2 separate regions of the Mus musculus genome follow, and region 1 is linked to region 2. A link is a contact called in ENCODE Hi-C data. All regions are on one chromosome and are shown on one strand. Each heading gives the region's core, a stretch centred on a gene start or an enhancer-like site at or near the end of the contact. The rest is flanking DNA. Distances are from core to core; before and after follow the strand shown. Region 1 holds the start of Ndufb4c (NADH:ubiquinone oxidoreductase subunit B4C). Region 2 has its middle 14 kb from the start of Gm2824.

Region 1 (5,460 bases), core at 2,118-4,617, about 49 Mb after region 2:
AGACCCATCTCATCATCAGCTTGAACTTATCTTTAAGGAAGATGTGCAGGTACTTTAACAAAAGAGTTTCAATGTCGTCAGATCTGATTTGGATTTAGCTTACTTTGTTCCTCAGAGAGATTTTAGGTAAGCTTTGTTGTTCACGTGGAATTTAGTTGATCAACACAAAAACGGTTTTCTTTTCAATCAGATTGTGCTGTGCTAAAATAAACAACATGGGGGTCAGACTCCTGACCTTTGAATGAGCGCCAGATACTAAGTCCTGTTGACCTGAACTGCCTTCTTGCCCCCACCGCTTATTACTCTGCTGCCATGAAGGTTGCAGAGACACCTGAAACTCTTAGCAAAACTAACCAAAAGAAGGAGAGAAGAAACAATTTAAGAGTTAGAGATGAAGTGGGGGCAGGGGACATTATAACCAACACCAATGAAATTCAGAGGATCATTAGGGACTACTTTAGAAGACATGGCTAAATTCCCAGAAACACGTGACCTGAACAAATTAAATCAAGAGGCCAGAAATAGCTCGGACAGATGTAGAATGAGCAGTACAGACAGACAACCTAACAAAGGAATCCCAGATCTCAGTGGGCCTTTAAAGGATTAACACCAGGACTTCTCAAATTGTCCCATTCCATGGAGAGGGAGAATTCTATCCTCATTCTACAAAGCCAGTATTATCCTGATGTCCAAGTTGGTTATCTTTCACACTGTTGTGACACAGAATCTGACAAAGAGAACTCAGTGGAAGCTTAGCTCAGGTTCAGTTTGAGAGGGGATAGTCTTCATGACAGATCTTGTGGGTGGATTCTTAACATCTTGATGTGTTAGAAAGCAGAGAGAACTTGAGATAGTGTAAGTCAAGTCTCTAATTTTCAAGGTCTGCTTTCCAGTGCCCCCTTTCTTTAACAAAGCCCCACCAGGTTACAAGTGTTCAAACACATGAACCTGTGAGGGGCACTTGACACTTAAAACAATACCTATGTCATATAAAAGCATGAACACACACACACACACACACACACACACACACACACACACACACACACACAGAGAGAGAGAGAGAGAGAGACAGAGACAGAGACAGAGACAGCGACAGAGACAGAGAGGCAAGAGGCAGAGAGAAAAACTTTCAGTAAAATACTATCAGATTGTCTGTGTCACAGTGCTCCATACCCAAATACCATTGGAAGAGAACTGGTCTCCCAGGAGTGTGGACAAGCCTGTGAGCACAGGTAAGACCACCACTTCTGCTCAAATTCCTGGCCCAAGAGGGACCAGCCCAGAGCCATTGGGACACAGGAACCAAGGAATAGCTGGAGACAGGATCTGTCCTGTTTCCACCTGCTCCTCAGAGCTGGCCCTGTGCTGAAGCTCTCCATACCCAAATTGCTCCCAGAGAGAACTGGTCTCCCAGGAGTACTGACACACAGGCTTGCAGGAGGGACAAACCACAGTAAGAGACAGCAAGACCAGCTAACACCAGAGATAACCAGATGGCGAGAGGCAAGGGCAAGAAAATAAGCAACAGAAACCAAGGCTACTTGGCATCATCAGAACCCAGTTCCCCCAGCACAGTGAGCCCTGGATACCACATCACACCAGAAAAGCAAGACTCTGATTTAAAATCACATCTCATGATGATGATAGAGGACTTTAAGAAGGACATAAATAACTCCCTTAAAGAAATACAAGAGAACACAGGTAAACAGCTCAAAGCCCTTAAAGAGAAAACACAAAAATCCCTTTAAACAATTACAGGAAAACACAACAAAGCAGGTGAAGGAATTGAACAAAACTTTTCAGGATCTAAAAATGGAAATAGAAACAATAAAGAAATCACATAGGGAGACAACCATGGAGATAGAAAACCTAGGAAAGAGATCAGGAGTCATAGATGCAAGCATCATAAACAGAATACAAGAGATAGAAGAGAGAATCTCAGGGGCAGAAGATACCATAGAAAACATTGATACAACAGTCAAAGAAAATGCAAAATGCAAAAAGCTCCTAACACAAAACACCCAGGAAATCCATGACACAATGAGAAGATCAAACCTAAGGACAATAGATTTAGAAGAGAATGAAGAGTCCCAACTTAAAGGGCCAGTAAATATCTTCAACAAAATTATAGGAGAAAACTTCCCTAACCTAAAAAAGGGATGCCCATGAGCATACAAGAGGCCTACAGAACTCCAAATAGATTGAACCAAAAAAGAAATTCCTACTGTCACATAATAGTCAAAACATCAAATACACAAAACAAAGAAAGAATATTAAAAGCAGTAAGGGAAAAAGGTCAAGTAACATATAAGGGCAGACCTATCAGAATTATACCAGACTTCTCACCAGAGACTATGAAAGTCAGAAGATCCTGAGCAAATGTTATACAGACCCTAAGAGAACAAAATGCCAACCCAGACTACTATACCCAGCAAAACTCTCAATTACCATAGATGGGGAAACCAAGATATTCTATGACAAAAACAAATTCACACAATATCTGTCCACAAATCCTGCCCTACAAAGGATAATAGATGGAAAACTCCAACACAAGGAGGGAAACTATACCCTTCAAAAAGCAAGAAAGTAATCTTTTTCCAACAAATTCAAAAGAAGATAGCTACACAAACGTAAAAATAACATCAAAAATAACACGAAGCAACAATCCCTATTCCTCAATACCTCTTAACATCAATGGATTTAATTCCCCAATAAAAAGACATACAATAACAGACTGGATACATAAAAAGGAACCAGCATTTTGCTGCATACAGGAAATGTACCTCAGTGTTAAAGACAGACACTACCTCAGAGTAAAGGGCTAGAAACAATTTTCCAAGCAAATAGTCCCAAGAAACAAGCTGAAGTAGCCATTCTTTTTTTTTTTTTTTAATTAATAGGAGATTTATTTATGCAAGAATAGTCATTCTTGCCAAACTTAGTAGGAGATGTTAAATTTTCTGTCCAGTTTTCCTTCCTGGATAAGTCTTTCCTTTCTGTCCCTGTCTGTTTTGAAAACATAATACCAGAAGATGAGGGGCCCAAACCCTGCCACAGCTCCTAAAAGTGAGTTCTTGGGAGTGGGCCTGAAATTAGGATAAATATTTGCTGATCTTGCATAGGTCCAGCGAATCAAGGCAGGATCCTCGATGTGCGACACGCGTTTGGGGTCGTTGTACTGAAGCAGATACTCCCGTTTAAGCCGGGCCCTTATGCTCAAGCGCTCGACCTGCGCCCTTCTGGTCTCCGGAGACACGTCATACTCGGCAGGGTCGAGGGTACTGGGGAGAGTGGCCAGGGGCGCAGGCTTATACTTGGAACCCGACATCTTGACTCCCGGCGCACATCTGCGCCTGCGCGGATATCTGAAGTAGCCATTCTAATATGAATAAAATCAACTTTCAATCAAAAGTTGTCAAAAAGGTTAAGGAAGGACACTTCATACTCATCAAAGGAAAAAATCTACCAAGAAGAACTCTCAATTCTGAACATCTATGTTCCAAATGCAAGGGCACCCACATTCATAAAAGAAACTTTACTAAAGCTCAAAGCACACATTGCACCTCACACAACAATAGTGGGAGACTTCAACACCCCACTCTCAGCAATGGACAGATCATGGTAACACAAACTGAACAGAGACACATTGAAACTAACAGAAGTTATGGATCAAATGGATTTAACAGATATCTATAGAAGATTTCATTTTAAAACAAAAGAATATACTTTCTTCTCAGCACCTCATGGTAATTACTCCAAAACTGACCATATATTTGGTCACAAAACAGGCCTCAACAGATACAAGAAGATTGAAATAATCCCATTCATCCTATCAGATCACCAGAGACTAAGGCTGGTCTTCAACAGTAACAAAAACAACAGAAAGCCCACATACACATGGAAGCTGAACAACGCTCTACTTAATGATAACTTGGTCAAGGAAGAAATAAAGAAATTAAAGACTTTTTAGAATTTAACGAAAACAAAGGCACAACATACCCAAACTTATGGGACACAATGAAAGCAGTGCTAAGAGGAAAACTCAGCTCTGTGTGCCTCCACAAAGAAACCAGAGAGAGCATACACTAGCATCTTGACAGCACACCTGAAAGCTCTAGAACAAAAAGAACCAAATACACCCAAGAGGAATAGACGGCAGGAAATAATCAAACTCAGGGCTGAAATCAACCAAGTAGAAACAAAAAGAACTATACAAAGAATCAACCATACCAGGATCTGGTTCTTTGAGAAAATCAACAACATAGATGAACCCTTAGCCAGACTAACCAGAGGGTACAGGGACAGTATCCAAATTAACAAAATCAAAAATGAAAAAATAGATAACAACAGAAACTGAGGAAATTCAAAAAGTCATCAGATCCTACTACAAAAGCCTATACTCAATACAACTTGAAAATCTGGATGAAATGGACAATTTTCTAGACAGATAGCAAATACCAAAGTTAAATCAGGATCAGATAAACCATCTAAACAGTCCCATAATCCCTAAAGAAATAGGAGCAGTCATTAAAAGTCTCCCAACCAAAAAAAGTCCAGGACCAGATATGTTTAGTGCAGAATTCTATCAGACCTTCAAAGAAGACCTAATACCAATACTCTTCAAATGATTCCACAAACTAGAAACAGAGGAACACTACCCAATTCATTCTATGAAGCCACAGTTACACTGAGAATTCTCCCTTGGAGATGGAACGGTTTATGTCTAATCAGTAACTTGTCACAATTTCCTCTCATAGAGGACTTCAGAAGAGATTTTTTTCTACTTCTATCATGTTTACTGTTCCATATAGATTTTAAAAACTGCTTGAGTGCATATTATTTTTAGCTTCAGAAGATATCATGTATATTTAAGAGGCATTTAACTATTATAAATTATTTTGATGACTTAAAAATGTCAATACTGAGTTCTATATTTAAAATCAATTTTATTAGTTTAATAAAAAAAGAAAAAAATACTATCAGACCAAATTCAAGAACACATTAATATCATTGTGGTGGTTTGAATGAGAATGGCCTTCATATTTTTATATATTTGAATGCTTGGTTCCCAGTTAGTGGACTGTTGGTGTACTGGCTGGTTTTGTGTGTCAACTTGTTACAAGGAGTTATCCCAGGCAAAGCCTCCCTTGAGGAAATGCCTCCAAGAGATCCAGCTGTAAGACATTTTCTCAATTAGTGATCAAGGGTGAAGGGCCCATTGTGGGTGATGCTATCCCTAGACTGGCAGTCTTGGGTTCTATAAGAAAGCAAGCTGAGCAAGCCAGGGGAAGCAAGCCAGTAAGTAACATCCTTCCATGGCCTCTGCATCAGCTCCTGCTTCCTGACCTGCTTGAGTTCCAGTCCTGACTTCCTTTGGTGTTGAACAGCAATGTGGAAATATAAGCTGAATAAATTCTTTCCTCCCCAGCTTGTTTCTATGTTTGTGCAGGAATAGAA
Region 2 (5,536 bases), core at 32-2,531:
AATTATTGTTACCATGAATTGCTTTATTTTTTTCTTGTCACCTCAAAATAAATATTTTCAGAAAAAGCATAGCAAACCTAAAATGACATCCTCGCTTACTATAGAAAACAAGTCACAGGCTGGATTCTGTGAGAGAGAAGAGTATGGAGGGAAAGGTATTTAAGGTAAGAAAATAGAATGCAGACAAAAAAGTGAAGTTGCAGGCATGAATAGTGGATTTGAAGAAGTAGATATAAGGAAGGAAGGAATTAATTCAATGATTTGGTATTTAAATTTCAGAGTCAAAATAAATAATTCTCTGGGGAGGATGCTTTCTCAAAAGAAAAAGACCTTAACTGGGGATCTATTTTCAACTTATTGCTGCTTGGAGAGGGAGAGTTGGTTTTCTCCAGGGTTGCAACCTTGAGAGAATAGCTGTGCTCCAATAGGTGATCTAAGACCCATGTACATACTTGTATCACTAGTATCACTAGTATCATCACTAGGGGAGCTAAGGGAAAGTGATGTGCAGTTTATAGGAGGAGTTGGGAAAGTGGGAGTAGAGGGTGGATCTTATCGAAATACATACTATTCATGTATGAAATTCTCAAGAAAAAACAAATCAAATAAAATATTAGTGATTTCATTTTATATTTTATTAATCAGTTGTTTTGGAACTTTGTACATCATTTATACTCCTCCCTCTCACCCCCAAACACTTCTATGTTCCTTCCCACTCTCTCTCTCTCTCAAATTCAGAGCCTCTTCTTTTATTATTATTATTATTATTATTATTATTATTATTATTATTATTATTATTACACATGACCAAGCCCACTCAGTCAGTCAAGAGGTTCTTCAGCACAGGAGTGAGGATTTAAAAGAAAAAAGACAGACAACATTGTACCATGACTCCAGTTAATTCTCAGACTGAAGGCAAATTTAATTTTCCCAATCTGCTTTTTATACCATTTTAATTACATGCAAGTACTAAGGGCGAGCAGTACAATAAGGAACTAACAAGGCAGTGAGAAAAGTCCAGGATTACTGCCATGACAGTTGTGAAAAAGGGCTTGTCATAATGATCAAAATACTTAAGTCCACCTCCCAAACCAAGCCTAAAATCTTGCTTGAAGCCTACTTCTTTTGTTGCACCCTAAGATTAAAACTCCTGCCACCCTACTTCCCTATTATATAGTCTAAAGTTAGATTCTTGCCGAAACTTACTTCCTTCTCATGCCCTAATGCTAGATTCCTGCCTGAACTTACATCCCTGTCATGGTCAATGTCAGATTTCTTCCCGAAGTCCATTTCCTTGTCCTTGGCCAATGTCTGATTCCTGCCAAGCAGCACCCCAAAAAGGCTGTCCACATACACATGTACACATTTATACATAAATGCAGTCTGCCAAGTCCATTTAGTGTGAACTCCACTTAGTGTGAATCATATGTCTTTTTGTTTAGGGCTGACAACTTGAGATTAAATAACTTGTAAGGATTGGGAGGGCTTGTCCCTGAAGAAAGCTGAATCTCCCTCTCTCAGAAGCCATTCATTACCTATGGCCTTCATTTAGCAGTATACTAAATATATATGTATGTATATGTATGTATATATATTCACGCCTACATGTCATATGGTATTGTCATTTTGTTTGTCTTCTTTAAGCAACTGACTATGGGTAAGAATATGATGTATAGTATTATATATACATATATATCCATACATACTATGTGTGTGTGTGTATGTGTGTGTGTGTGTATGTGTTTAGACATCACAAAAAGAAAGGAGAAAAAGACAGACAAAAAGAAAGGTAGAGAGAAAAGCAGAAAGGAGAAAGAGAGAAAAAGAAAGAAAGAAAGAAAGAAAGAAAGAAAGAAAGAAAGAAAGAAAGAAAGAAAGAAGAGAGGGGGAGGGAGGGAAGGGAGGGAGGGAGGGAGGGAGGGAGGGAGGAAGGAAGGAAGGAAGGAAGGAAGGAAGGAAGGAAGGAAGGAAGGAAGGAAGGAAGGAAGGAAGGAAGGAAGAGGGGAGAAGTCTAACAGGACAGTCTACAAAGTGTGAACCTTGGAAACAAAGCAGAGATGAGGATGGAGTGATAAAGACACTCATTGAGATTGAGAAATCAATTCTGGAATCATTAGATGAATTCAGATTTCAATGTCCCTGAAAGTAAGCTTCAGAGTTCCTTTAATTGGCAATAAACTTCAATGAATATATTTCAGATCTCTGTCTTAACTCTGCGGATGCTTTTTCTGGGACTAAGTGATTCTGCTGCTCTCCCGCTCTCCTCACACTTCACCCACACTCATCTCTGGATGTAGGAACGTATCACCAAAGCTAGCAAAGCAAAGAAAAATGAAAAGGACCTGAACAGTTGCCTCATATCCTGATCCTTAATGCAGAAAGATGTTTAAAGTGTAATTGGCATGACTCCTGAGATGTTCCTTCTAGGAACATGTTAAAGGATGATACCTCTGTGTACAGTTACTGATGTAATAAACAACAATCTATAGAAAGGGGAAGGGAAAGGTCCTGCCCTTGCTATAACCACCGTATGCAGAGAAAGCAAGTATAAATAGCTTTCTGGGTCTCATCCCTTGCTACATAGAAGAATTCTCTTGGCTACTGAAAGAATAGTAAACTCAGTGCTCCAAGGTATGCTAATCATAAAACAGATAGTGACATTCCTCCACCTACCCGCTTCCTGTGTTCAAAGAGTGTTAATTCAAAGAAAGTCACCCTGACCATTACCAGAACCTGCAGTGCAAATGTGCTATTGTTAGGGGCTCTTAGAAACTGTCTTGAGAGTTAACAATTACCAGGTATTCCTTGTGACACCTGTGACTTTGTACTTCCTTGTGACTCTTAACTGGTATTTTTGGTATTTTCCAACAACGCCCTTCCCACCTCCTTGAGTTGTGTTTTTTTCCTTTATATACCCCCTCAGCTACTCGGGGCGCCACGGTCCTCTACCCCTGCATGGTGTATGACCGTGGGCCCGAGAGCGCTCTTGAATAAAAATCCTCTTGCAATTTGCAGCAAGACCCGTTTCTTGTGGGTGATTTTGGGGGGTCACCTCTCCTGAGTCAGAACGTGGGGGAGTCCTCATGTTGTGGGTCTTTCACTATCACCTCCTGACTTCATAAATAACTGAGAAAGTATTTCCCTCTAAAGTTGGTGTGACAACCAGGACACAGAAGTAAAAAGCTCAAATCAGGAGAATGGCTAAGTATGTCCTTGCTCTAGAATCCAAAATACTTCTCTTTAAAAGTCCATTACAGGCTTGTGCAGACTATTTTGTTTCTACTTAGAGTAACCATCTCACCAACACAATATAATCCTGAGTTTTCACCAATATTGACTCAGATCGCTTAAGTTTTTTCTTAACTACTTTTCCTCTTTTTAACATAAAGCACACAGGCAAAGCGACTGAAGAGAGAAACGGTTTATTTTGGCTCTCAGTTCAAGTGCACAGGTCACAGAAAATAACACAACAGAGGGAATTCAAGGGAGGTGATCCCATTACATTCACAGTCAGGAAACAAGAAGCTGTGATTACTTAGTGCTCTGTTTTATACTGTCCAGGATCCAAGCCAGAGGAATGGCACTACTCCTAGTGAGCACATGTTCTGATGTTACACTTTGCTTAAACCAATCAAAATAATCTCCTGTTCCCAAGGTGACTGAAGACATGAAGAAGTTGGCAACTGGAACTATACCTATCAGTTTCAATTATTGATATTATTTGTAATTGTGAATTTAAATATACTATGAGCATTAGTTAACATATTATTTCTAGTAAAAGAAAATTAAACCATTTTTAAGGATGCCAGTCATCACTTTTAAACTTTGACTTCACTTTAATCATTCTTATTTGTAATTTGGCAACTATAAGAAATAAGTCAATTCATGCCCTCATGTAATACTTTCTTATGATACAGGCCTGATATATTTAAATAATGTCGCTACTATTTTTTTCATTTTTAATTTATTACTTTCTTATTCTCAGGGTTTGTAATTGTTTCCAGTTATTTGTGCTGCTTGAATCACTAAAGTGATTATGTCTAAAAGAACATAAATGTATGAATAATTGAGTGAGTTAATGAAGTCTGAGGTATCTCACCAGACAATGAAAATCTGTAAGATATCACGAATGCAGTGTTCATTGCATAAGCAATGTGGGATTCTTCTACCATTAAGCAGAGGCTCTGGATCATGAAAATGGCACTACAGGCATACAAGTCCCCTCAGCAGAAGCTCATCAATATTTTCAAAACACATCCCATTCTTCTTGTGCTCATTTGAGGTACATTAGCAAGCTTATTAAGTTCTCTGTTCTGAATTATGTCCTTGTCTTTAATCTTTGACCTCCTAATATTTCAAAATACATTAAGGTAGCAATTAGATCCTCCCTTCTTCAGGATTTTATGCTGATCAGGCAGTTGGCTCTCCCTTGGAAGCTTAATAAGACTCATTTTTCTTCCCATGCTTGGTATAGTAAGGCTTTTGCTTAAAATAGGTAAATATAACACTCTGTGAAGCTAGCCAACATCAGTAAAAACATGACCAAAAAGAGATGTAGAAGGAAGACTGAACAAAAAGTGTGAATTGTGAAAAACTCAATGGTTTTTCATTATTCATTTTAAACCTAATAAATTGAAATTTTTCATTTTTTGTGTTAGGGAAACATTTTTTTAAATTAGGTATTTTCCTCATTTACATTTCAAATGCTCTCCCAAAAGTCCCCCCCCCCCCCCCGGGCCAGGCAATCCACCCCACTCTCCTAGCCACCAAATCCTACTTCTTGGCCCTGGCATTCCCCCATACTGGGGAATATAAAGTTTACAAGACCAAGGGGCCTCTCTTCCCAATGATGGCCGACTAGGCCATCTTTTGATACATATGCAGCTAGAGAAACGAGCTCCGGAGGTACTGGTTACTTCATATTGTTGTTCCACGTATAGGGTTGCAGACCCCTTTAGTTCCTTGGGTACTTTCTCTAGCTCCTACATTGGGGGCCCTGTGTTGCATCCAATAGCTGACTGTGAGCATCCACTTCTGTGTTTGGCAGGCCCCTGCATAGCCTCACAATAGACAGCTATATCAGGGTCTTTTCAGGAAAATCTTGCTGGTGTATGCAATGGTGTCAGCGTTTGGAGGCTGATTATGGGATGAATCCCTGGGTATGTCAGTCTCTAGATGGTCCATCTCAGCTCCAAACTTTGTCTCTGTAACTCCTTCCATGGGTGTTTTGTTCCCAATTCTAAGAAGGGGCAAAGTGTCCACACTTTGGTCTTTTTTCTTCTTGACTTTCATGTGTTTTGCAAATTGTATCTTGTATCTTGGGTATTCTAATTTTCTGGGCTAATATCTACTTATCAACGAGTACATATCATGTGAGTTCTTTTGTGATTGGGTTACCTCACTCAGGATGATGCCCTCCAGGTCCATCCGTTTACCTAGGAATTTCATATATTCATTCTTTTTAATAGCTGAGTAGTACTCCATTGTGTAAATGTGCCATATTTTCTGTATCCATTCCTCTGTTGAGGGACATCTG

What was found. Hi-C counts contacts between places; a loop is a spot of excess contacts on that map.
Region 1: a map of T-helper 17 cell shows a loop between it and region 2 (108-fold over the local background). The contact joins the promoter of Ndufb4c here to the enhancer-like site in region 2. A Hi-C loop is called at or near these places in 4 of 37 maps with a recorded cell type or tissue (T-helper 1 cell, T-helper 17 cell and regulatory T cell).

The regions. Positions count from the first base shown.
Region 1 is chr15:73,806,566-73,812,025 of GRCm38, forward strand. It overlaps Ndufb4c (NADH:ubiquinone oxidoreductase subunit B4C), which reads right to left and starts at 3,368. Exons shown (of 1, transcript NM_001362047.1): 1 at 2,884-3,368. The coding sequence starts at 3,331. The coding sequence ends at 2,942. All of the region lies in intron 2 of Mroh5 (maestro heat-like repeat family member 5), which reads right to left.
Region 2 is chr15:25,034,147-25,039,682 of GRCm38, forward strand. No RefSeq gene overlaps it. Among named protein-coding and RNA genes, the nearest start is that of Gm2824, 14 kb to the left of the region's middle. Within about 2 kb of position 1,282, at least 1 of the 3 ENCODE cell types and tissues checked has a DNase peak (open chromatin) inside an H3K27ac peak, as active enhancers do.